2 separate regions of the Homo sapiens genome follow, and region 1 is linked to region 2. Evidence: chromatin contacts called from ENCODE Hi-C data. All regions are on one chromosome and are shown on one strand. Each heading gives the region's core, a stretch centred on a gene start or an enhancer-like site at or near the end of the contact. The rest is flanking DNA. Distances are from core to core; before and after follow the strand shown. Region 1 holds the start of LINC00377 (long intergenic non-protein coding RNA 377). Region 2 holds the start of LINC01068 (long intergenic non-protein coding RNA 1068).

Region 1 (5,134 bases), core at 1,105-3,604, 1.5 Mb after region 2:
CATAAGCACCAAAACTGAGGAAGAATTCAGTGGGTGGCCACCAAGCACCCACAAATATGTCTAAATGTGGATTTAGGAAGCCTTTCTGGCCCCAGGTTCTCTGCATTGGGATGGTGGCTGGTCTAAACTCCTAATTTTAGAACAGTGGGTGCTCCAGATGCCTGGAGATCTCCCTGTATATCAAGCATGGAGTCCCCTCCATGCACCAGGATTTCTGCACAGGAAGTGTGGGGTAGCTCAGGCCACTATTTGAGGCAAACAGGTGCTCTAGATGCCTAGAGATGGGCCTGGGTTGGAGTAGAGAGGGCTTCTATGCAAGAAGATTTCTGCATAGGAAGAGTAGGGTGAGAGAGACTGCCAATCCCAGTGAGCAGATGTTCTGAATGCCTGGATCTCTGCCTGGGCTTAGAGCAGAAAGAACCTCACTGCACCATGATGTAAGCCCAGGAAGAATGGGGTATATGAGACTGATGAACCAGTTGAATGATTACTCCAAATACCTGGAGATCTGCCTGGGCATGAAGCAGAAAGTTCCTCCCTGCACCATGATCTATGTCTAGGAAGAGTGGAGAAGGTAAGGCTGTCATCCAGGCAAGCAAGTGCTCTAGATGGCTGGAGGTATGCCTGGACATGGAACAGAGAGAATCCCACTCACCACGATCTACATCTAGGAAGGGTGGGGCGAGTTGGGCTGCTAATACAGCTGAGTGGTTGCTTCAAATGCCTGGAGATCTGTCTAAGCATGGAGCAGAGAGGGCCCCACTATACCTTGATTTATGTCCAGGAAGAGTGGGGCACCTCAGGCTGATGGTCTAGGCAAATGATGCTCCAAATGCCTGAATTTCAGCCTGAGGTTAGAGCAGAGAGGATCTTGATGCACCACTATTTCAGGGGAGCAGGCTGGTAAACCCAGTAATAGCACATGCAGACCAGGTCAGCACAAGCTGACCCTGGTGGCAAGTCTTGCCCAGGCAAAATTGCAGCTGTAGCAGCTCCCTTTTGCCCTAGGTTTCTGATGTGGGAAAGCACAATTCAAAGACATGTTTCATGTTATTTTATCTGTTCTTATAATACTATATTTTATTCTATATTGAATAAGAATGAAAATAGTAAATAATGACTCAATGTAGTATCAATTAAATATTGTAATTAAAATGCTTACACAAGTGATTGACAAAAACAGACACTAAATAAATATTGGCAATTGTTATTTGGTGGGTCCTCACTGAATTTTCAACTTTTGTTCTTTCCTCTAGGTCAGTCTTGTTTGCATTTTGTTTCAAACTGGGTTAACCTAGCAGTAGTGTGCTATTCATTTGAGAACGTAGAAAATAGGAATACACATTCAGTACGAATAATTCCTAATCCTAAACACAGAAATGTAAGATAAATTATACTACATAAACACCACAAGTCATGCCAAACACAGACTTATTTTTGTTCACTGTCGTGACACTAGGGAGACATCTGACTCTTTAGCTCTGTGACACTGACATTTCCGGCTTAGAATTCATTTCCGTTAAAAATCATCTTAATATCATTTAAAATAATATGCTGTGACTTTTGGGATCTGCAAAATTATTACCGGTTAAATATAAAAGCAAGTCCATAAAAATACAAAATAAAATGAATATTGTTTTTACCTGGCAATCCTTTGTGTCTCCACGGCATGTAATTTAGAAGAGGAGGACATGTTCTAACAGAAGGAAAGGGTGCCCTCTAGTGTTTTAGTTAAAAGTGAACAATTAGCTAACATACCTCTCAAACTTATATTTATTAGATTCTCAACTGAAAATAGTCTCTAGAGTAAAGATTAGACTAAAAAAAAATAAAGCTACTAGTAGTATAAGGTGTTAGGAAAACATATGGTATTTATGATGCATTCTTCTTGAGCTTAAACATAGAAAAGTGTAGAATGAAAGATTAAGTCAATCTATCATGTTCTCCTTTTCCATCACCTAATAAATTACAGTTACTCTATCTGTGGAGTTTGCCTCAAGCTTGGAATTGCTAAACATTTATGATAATATTGCAGCTGTCATTGTCCAAAAATACATAGATATGAACATTTTTGTCACAAAATGTTGACTGTATACATTTCCTTCAAACTGATTTTTTCAATATTTTTAGTAATAATTTTAGCCAGATTAGATTAAAACACAATATAAATTACTTTTTATATATTTAAAATACTTCACTAAATATTTTATGCATTTCTATGTCCTATTTTATTAGAATTAATAATAATATAATGTATTGTCAATTTTCTCCCTAAATTGAATATATTTCTCTACAGTTTTCTCAAGAGGGATTTGCAGAGACAGGATGCTATGAAATTACCTCTCCCATGCCCTCCACAGTACTAAGACTGAGGTACCTGTCTACATCAAAAGATGAGTACTACAATGCAGATGACTTAGCCAGGTGATTCTTTACCTTTACACCATCTCCTATTATAAGCTGAATTGTCCCCTTCCCCAAATTCATATATTGAGTTTCTAACATTCAGCTCCTCATTTAAAGACAAGATTTTTTAAAAGGTGATTAAAGTAAAATGAGGTCACTGATGTGGGCCTAATCCAATAGGACTGATATTCTTAGAAGAAAAAAGATTAAGACACAGACAGAAGAAAGACCATGTAAAGGCACAAGGAGAAGACAGCCATTTACAAGCCAAGAAGAGAGGTCTCTGAAAAACCAACCCTGCTGGCACCTTGCTCTTGGACTTCTGGCCTCCAGATTTATGAGGAAGTAAATTTCTGTTGTTCAAGCAACCTGAATTGGTTTACTTTCAAATGGCAGCCCCAACAAACTGATAGGTCCGCAGAGTTCTTTTTCTTTCCACGATGTAAACATTTTAAATTCATTTTTTTCAGAAAGCATTACTTCCACCTCAATTTTGAGTTCCAGTAAACAAAACTTAAACATCAAATGGTGATAAACAGTATAAACTTGCATCTAATACATGATAAACAAATATTAGCAATAACTTTTATTAGCTGGGCCAATGGCTTGCTCTTTCTCCGTCATTAAAGTGTCCCCAGTATATCCTCTTTTCTCCTGTTTTCTTCAAAGCCAGACAAATTGGCTCCACTTTCCAGCAAAACAGTGGGTCCATCTGTCAGTAGAGTACAAAAAGAACAGAAAATTCCGTACCTCTAACTATATTAATCCATAGCTACATGCAATTTGCACAATCTCAGTGTGCACATATAATAACTCATATCTTACTTTCACTTATATCTATAAATCATGGTGTCAGGGGAAGCAGACACGAGTAAACCAAAACAGATAAAGATATGTACTCACACATAAATTAAAATTCAAAAATAACTTTTTGATTAAATAGTTCATAATTTGGAAACCTCTTTACTCAGTTTTGATTGTAAAACATAGGGATATCTCAAATAAATTGAGATCTCTATCATTCTCCTATTCATTTGTCATATTTTCAAAACAAAATTATTGAACACCTAATCTCTGCTTCACATTAGTAAATAAAAATAGATAAGTCAAGGAATTAGCATTGGGTTGGTCTTAGAGAAAAGCAAAAGAAGTGTAGTACTTGGTCAGGTAACTCTCTGATGTAAAATGTATTTTCCCCCTGTGTGTTTATCTCTCTCTCTGTATGTGTATTTCCCTAACTAGTTGTAGCCATAACATTAGGTAACATGTATAAAATGCTTAGGAAAGCTCCTGGCACAAATTAAGTATTTAATAAACCAAGATAGTTAACTAATTAGCCTATTTAAATTCCAGTTTCTACATCCATGAAAAGAAGAAAAATATATTTATTTGATGCGGATGTTGTCGGGATTGAATGAGATAATGCATGTAGCCCAAATTTTACATATACAGTTTAATTAATATTAACCCCACCCCCTAAAAAACTGCATATGATATGAACACAGGATGATTTCCACAAATTATGTTAACATCAACTGAAAAATTATTCATTTAATTCTCTTATGCAGTTGATAAACTCTGAAGTCTCAAATATACTTTGAATATAAACAACACTGATTTATCAAGCTTTCTGATTATCCTATGGGATGAGATCCATATCTAATCCTTTAGAAAAGTGAAACTTTGAAAAAGTGTCTAGTTAGTGGTGAAACGGTATTTTGACAAGACAAATTATTTCTTTTTTTGAGGTAAATTTTAATGCTGAATCAGTAGATTTATTGCACTGATTTTTTATTAGTAAAATTATTACATTCAAACTCATGCACAGAGTATTTTACTGAATGACATTCTGTAGTAAGACCTGTTATGAATATTGCCGAGAGACACAGAGTATAATTCCTACTTGAAACTTAAATTATAAAACTCTCAAGGATCTTCTCAAATAACATTGAATAAATCCATGCTGTGTCATTGGAAGGGAAATACTTCCAAAGTATGTTACACTGATTGTCACTGTTAAACATTTTTTTATTTGTGTGTATGTGTAACGGTTGCTTTAAAACTAATTTCAGAATAAATGAAAACCAATACAAAGAATGCTAATCACGAACTTACTTTTACCTTAAAAGTTTTCACAGTTTTTTTTCTCTTTTTTTTTTCAAGTTGGCTGACTAGGGATGTTGGATGCCAGGTCTCCTCAGAAAGATCAAAGTTACAGGTGAATGCCCATGATTTAAATGGAAATCTGAGGGAATGAAGCAAGGACCTGTTGGAGCACCCATGGGAAGAACCTGGGGCACAAAAGAGGAAAGCAGCAAGAGACTGACAGAGATTGTCTCCCTAGAAACCTGGACCACGAAAAGGGTAAGTCATGGCTTCTCTTGTCTCCTCACCTGTGTGACAATCTGATGTTCTCCGAAGTGTTGGGGAGCCCCTCTGCCCTCACAATCCAGACAAGGATGTCAGTGGTGATTTGGGACCTTGCTAAGGACAATAAATTGGGTGGTCAGTTCATGCAGGTATGCCCATAATCCCCTCAGACCCAAATTGAAATGGTAGGTGCCACACTGGTTTTACATGCACTGTTCTCCCCAGGGGACTTCAGCCCTTAGGTCGCCACATCACCAGATACCCCACAAATATAGCCCATGACCTGCTTGGTCTTTGGCAACCATATGGTACCAGCAGATCCTTGAGGAGCTGTGGGTTCCTTAAAGATCTAGCCCTC
Region 2 (4,740 bases), core at 2,173-4,672:
ATAACACACAGTCTGTCAGACCACAGCACAATCAAATTAGAACTCAAGATTAGGAAGCTCACTAAAAACCATGAAACTAAATGGAAACTGAACAACCTGCTCCTGAATGACTCTTGGATAAATAATGAAAATAAGGCAGAAATCAAGAAGTTCTTTGAAACTAATGAGAACAAAGATAAAACATACCAGAATCTCTGGGACACATCTAAGGCAGTGTTAAGAGGGAAATTTATAGCAGTAAATGCCCACATCAAAAAGCTAGAAAGATCTCAAGTTAACAGCGTCACAACTGAAAGAACTGAAGAACCAAGAGCAAACAAATTCCAAAGCTAGTAGAACACAAGAAATAACCAAAATCAGAGCTGAACTGAAGGGGAGAGAGACAGAAAAAACAAAAAAATTCAAAAGATCAATGAATCCAGGAACTTTTTTTGAAAAAATTAATAAAATAGATAGACTGCTAGCCAGACTAATAAAGAAGAAAGAAGATTCAAATAAACACAATCAGAAATGATTACTACTGGCTCCACAGAAATACTAACAATCATCAGAGAATATTAGAAACACCTCTATGCATATAAACTAGAAAAATCCAGAAGAAATGGATAAATTCCTGGGTACATTCACTCTCTCAAGACTGAATCAGGAAGAAATGTAATCCCTAAATAAACCAATAATGCATTCTGAAATTGAGGCAGTAATAAATAGCCTACCAATCAAAAAAGGCCCAAGACCAGATGGATTCACACTAAATTCTACCAAATGTCCAAAGAAGAGCTGGTACCATTCCTACTGAAACTATTCTAAAAAATTGAAAAGGAAGGACTCCTCCCTAACTCATTCTATGAGACCAGCATCATCCTGATATCAAAACTGTGCAGAGGTACAACAACAAAAAAGAAAACTTCAGGCCAGTATCTCTGATGAACATCAATGCAAAAATCCTCAACAAAATACTGGTAAACCAAATCCAGCAGCATGTCAAAAAGCTTATCCACCACAATGAGGTAGGCTTCATTTCTGGGATGGAGGGTGGGTTCAGCATACACAAAACAATAAATGTGATTTATCCCATAAACAGTACTAAAGACAAAAACTACATGATTATCTCAATAGATGCAGAAAAGGCTTTTGATAAAATTCAACATCCCTTCATGTTAAAAACTCTCAATAAACTAGTTATTGAAGGAACATACCTCAAAATAATAAGAGCCATTATATGACAAACCCACAGCCAATATCATACTGAATGGGCAAAAGTTGGAAGCATTCCCCTTGAAAACTGACATCCTTGAAGACAAGGATGACCTCTCTTATCACTCCTATTCAACATAGCATTGGCCAGGGCAACCAGGCAAGAGAAAAAAATAAAGTATATTCAGATAGGAAGAGAGGAAATGAAACTATCCCTGCTTGCAGATGACATGATCTTATATCTAGAAAACCCCATGGTGTCAGCCCAAAAGCTTCTTAAGCTGATAAACAACTTTAGCAAAGTCTCAGGATACAAAATCAATGTGCAAAAATCACTAGCATTTCTATACACCAACAACAGTTAAGCCGAGAGCCAAATCATGAATGAGCTCCCATTCATCATTCCCACAGAAAGAAAATACCTAGGAAGTCAGTTAACAAGGGAAGTGAAGGACCTCTACAAGGTGAACTACAAACCACTGCTCAAAGAAATCAGAGATGACACAAACAAATGGAAAAACATTCCATGCCATGGATAGGAAGAATCAATATTGTGAAAATGGCCATACTGCCCAAAGCAATTTATAGATTCAATGCTATTCCCATTAAACTACCACTGACATTCTTCATAGAACTAGAAAAAACTTTTTAAAATTTATATGGGACCAAAAAAAGCCTGAATAGCCAAAGCAATCCTAAGCAAAAAGAACGAAGCTGGAGGCATCATGCTACCTGACTTCAAACTATGCTTTAGGGCTACAGTAACCAAAACAGCATGGTACTGGTACAAGAACAGACACATAGACCAATGGAACAGAATAGAGAACTCGGAAATAAGATTAAACACCTACAACTATCTGATCTTTGAGAAACCTGACAAAAACAGACAATGGGGAAAGGGTTCCCTATATTTAATAAATGGTGCTGAGATAACTGTCTAACCATATGCAGAAAATTGAAACAGGACCTCGTTCTTCCACCATATAACAAAATCAACTCAAGATGGATTAAAGACCTAACTGTAAAACTAAAAACTATAAAAACCCTAAAAGAAAACCTAGTTAATACTGTTCAGGACATAGGCACAGGGAAAGATTTCATAACGAAGATGCCAAAAACAATTGCAAGATGCCAAAAGCAATTGCAACAGAAGCAAAAATTGACAGATGGTATCTAATTAAACTAAAGAGCTTCTACACAGCCAAATAAACTATCAGCAGAGTAAATGGACAACCTACAGAATGGAAGAAAACTTTGCAAACTATGCAGCATCTATAAGGAACTTAAATTTACAAGCCAAAAACAACCCAATTAAAAAGTGGGCAAAGGACATGAACAGGCACTTCTCATGCTGCCAGCAATCATACATGTGGCCAACAATCATATGAAGAAAAGCTCAACATTACTGATTATTAGAGAAATGCAAATCAAAACCACAATGAGATACCATCTCACACCAGTCAGAATGGCTATTATTTTGACTATAAAATTAAAAAAAAAAACAGATGTTGGTGAGGTTGTGGAGAAAAAGGAATGCTTTTACACTGTTGGTGGGAGTGTAGATTAGTTCAACTATTGTGGAAGACAGCCTGACGATTCCTCAAAGAATTGTCTAGAAACAGAAATACCATTTGACTTAGCAATCCGTTACTGAGTATATACCCCACATCACTCTATTATAAAGACACATGCACATGTATGTTCATTGCAGCACTATTCACAATAGCAAAGACATGGAATCAACCTAAATTCTGAACATTAAAGGTAAGCTGCATAATGAAAATGTGGTACATATATACACCATGGAATACTATGCAGCCATAAAAAAGAACAGGATCATGTCCTTTGTAGGGACATAGATGGAGCTGGAGGCCATAATTCTTAGCAAACTTAACACAGGAACAGAAAACCACATACCACATGTTCTCATTTATAAGTGGGAACTAAATTATGAGAACACATGAACATATAGAGGGAACAACACACAGTGGCCGAAGAGAGGGTGGAGGGTAGGAGGAGGGAGAGGACCAGGAAAAATAACTAGTGGATACTAGGCTTAATACATGGGTGATGAAATAATCTGTACAACAAACCCCTATGACACGTTTACCTATGTAACAAAGCTGCACATCCTGCACATGTACCCCTAAACTTAAAAATTAAAAAAAAAATGTAAAGAAGTCCTACAGAGAGACACACCTCTTGCTTGTTCAGGTTCCAGATTCTGAATTCGACCTTCTCTTAACTCCGCAGAATGCAGTTGAGATGCATAGAAAAAGTCTGGGACTACTTACACCTATTTGCTAGCAGTAGGTGTTAACTCTTTTCTTCTTTTGTTCCTACTGCCTTCTTGGCCTTTCTTCCTTCTCCCCTCCTCCCTCTCACCATTTTCTTGTATCATTGCCTGAAGTCAGGAGTAAAGCTCAAATATTAAAAAATCTGGAAGAGGTCTGGTGCAGTGCTCACATCTGTGATCCCAGGGCTTTGAGAGGCCAAGGCGGGAGTTCACCTTGAACTCTTGGCAGAAGACCAAGAGTTCAAGGCTGTAGTGAGTGCTGATCATGCCACTGCACTCCAGCCTGGGTGACAGAGACACTGTCTCTGGAAAAGAAAAATCTGGAAGAGAATTGAAAAAAACCTACTTGTAATATGAGTATGTTAACTTTAGCCATTCATATGCATTGTCAAATCTCTGGGTCTTCGAATTCTAGCAAAATGTTTCTCATTTTTCATAATGCTAATATCTTACCTGTCTGTGAACTAGAGGTTAATTTTAATTTTTATTTTTTAGATTTAGTACACTGTTGGGAAGTGGGGAGGGAAAAAGTTCGCCTCTTACTTTTGATGTTTCCTTCCATGTGGAGGGAATGTGATAGTCTAACTCCTGACTTTCCTCCACCTCTTTATTAGTTCTTCCCCAGGGGAGTCATTTATTTGATGGGTAAATTTGAGATGTAAATACCTGAATATGCTCTGCTCAACTTCTTCTTCCTTTGGGGAGCTCACAGTTCACAGGAGTTGCTGCTATGCTCTGTTCTTCAGGGTCGGCTCTGCTGTACCCCCACCCAGGGAAGTGGCTCACAGTCCACCACTTCCTGGGTAGGGTACAAGGGGGCCCAATTCTGGAGTTCATCTAGTTAACCTATTTTTTCCAATCTACTTTTATCAGTAGCAAAGTTAATATTTTGGTTGTCTATGTGCCACTGCTTTGTTTAATTATTTATGCATATCTCAGGTGGGAAAGAAGGGTGCTGTATTGGAATCCTTAGTGACTCACAGTATACATCCCATTAGATCTGCTGTTGGCTAGATGCCCCATTAGCCACCTTCAATATAAATGAATCAAATACAAGACTATCTGTACTCTTATATTTGAAGTCCTTTAGATAAGGATTTTTTTTTCTTTTCCAAGATCATCAAACAGATACCACCTGGCTTGCCAGTAGAAGGCTCAGAAGAAATTAAGAAGTTATCCCCTCAAAAATAGCCCACTGTCCCTTCCGATAATTTTACCACTTGAACCAATACAATCAATTTATTGATCTT

The links. Hi-C counts contacts between places; a loop is a spot of excess contacts on that map. Pooled maps may share reads with other maps.
Region 1: a loop to region 2 is called in a pooled map, with 6 times the contacts of the local background. The contact joins the promoter of LINC00377 here to the promoter of LINC01068 in region 2. A Hi-C loop is called at or near these places in 2 of 168 maps with a recorded cell type or tissue (Caco-2 and K562) and 5 of 50 pooled maps.

The regions. Positions count from the first base shown.
Region 1 is chr13:81,016,037-81,021,170 of GRCh38, forward strand. It overlaps LINC00377 (long intergenic non-protein coding RNA 377), which reads left to right and starts at 2,355. Exons shown (of 4, transcript NR_125770.1): 1 at 2,355-2,424; 2 at 4,570-4,770. RefSeq lists enhancers at 246-747, 748-1,247.
Region 2 is chr13:79,563,305-79,568,044 of GRCh38, forward strand. LINC01068 (long intergenic non-protein coding RNA 1068) reads left to right here and starts at 3,423. Exons shown (of 3, transcript NR_125772.1): 1 at 3,423-3,503.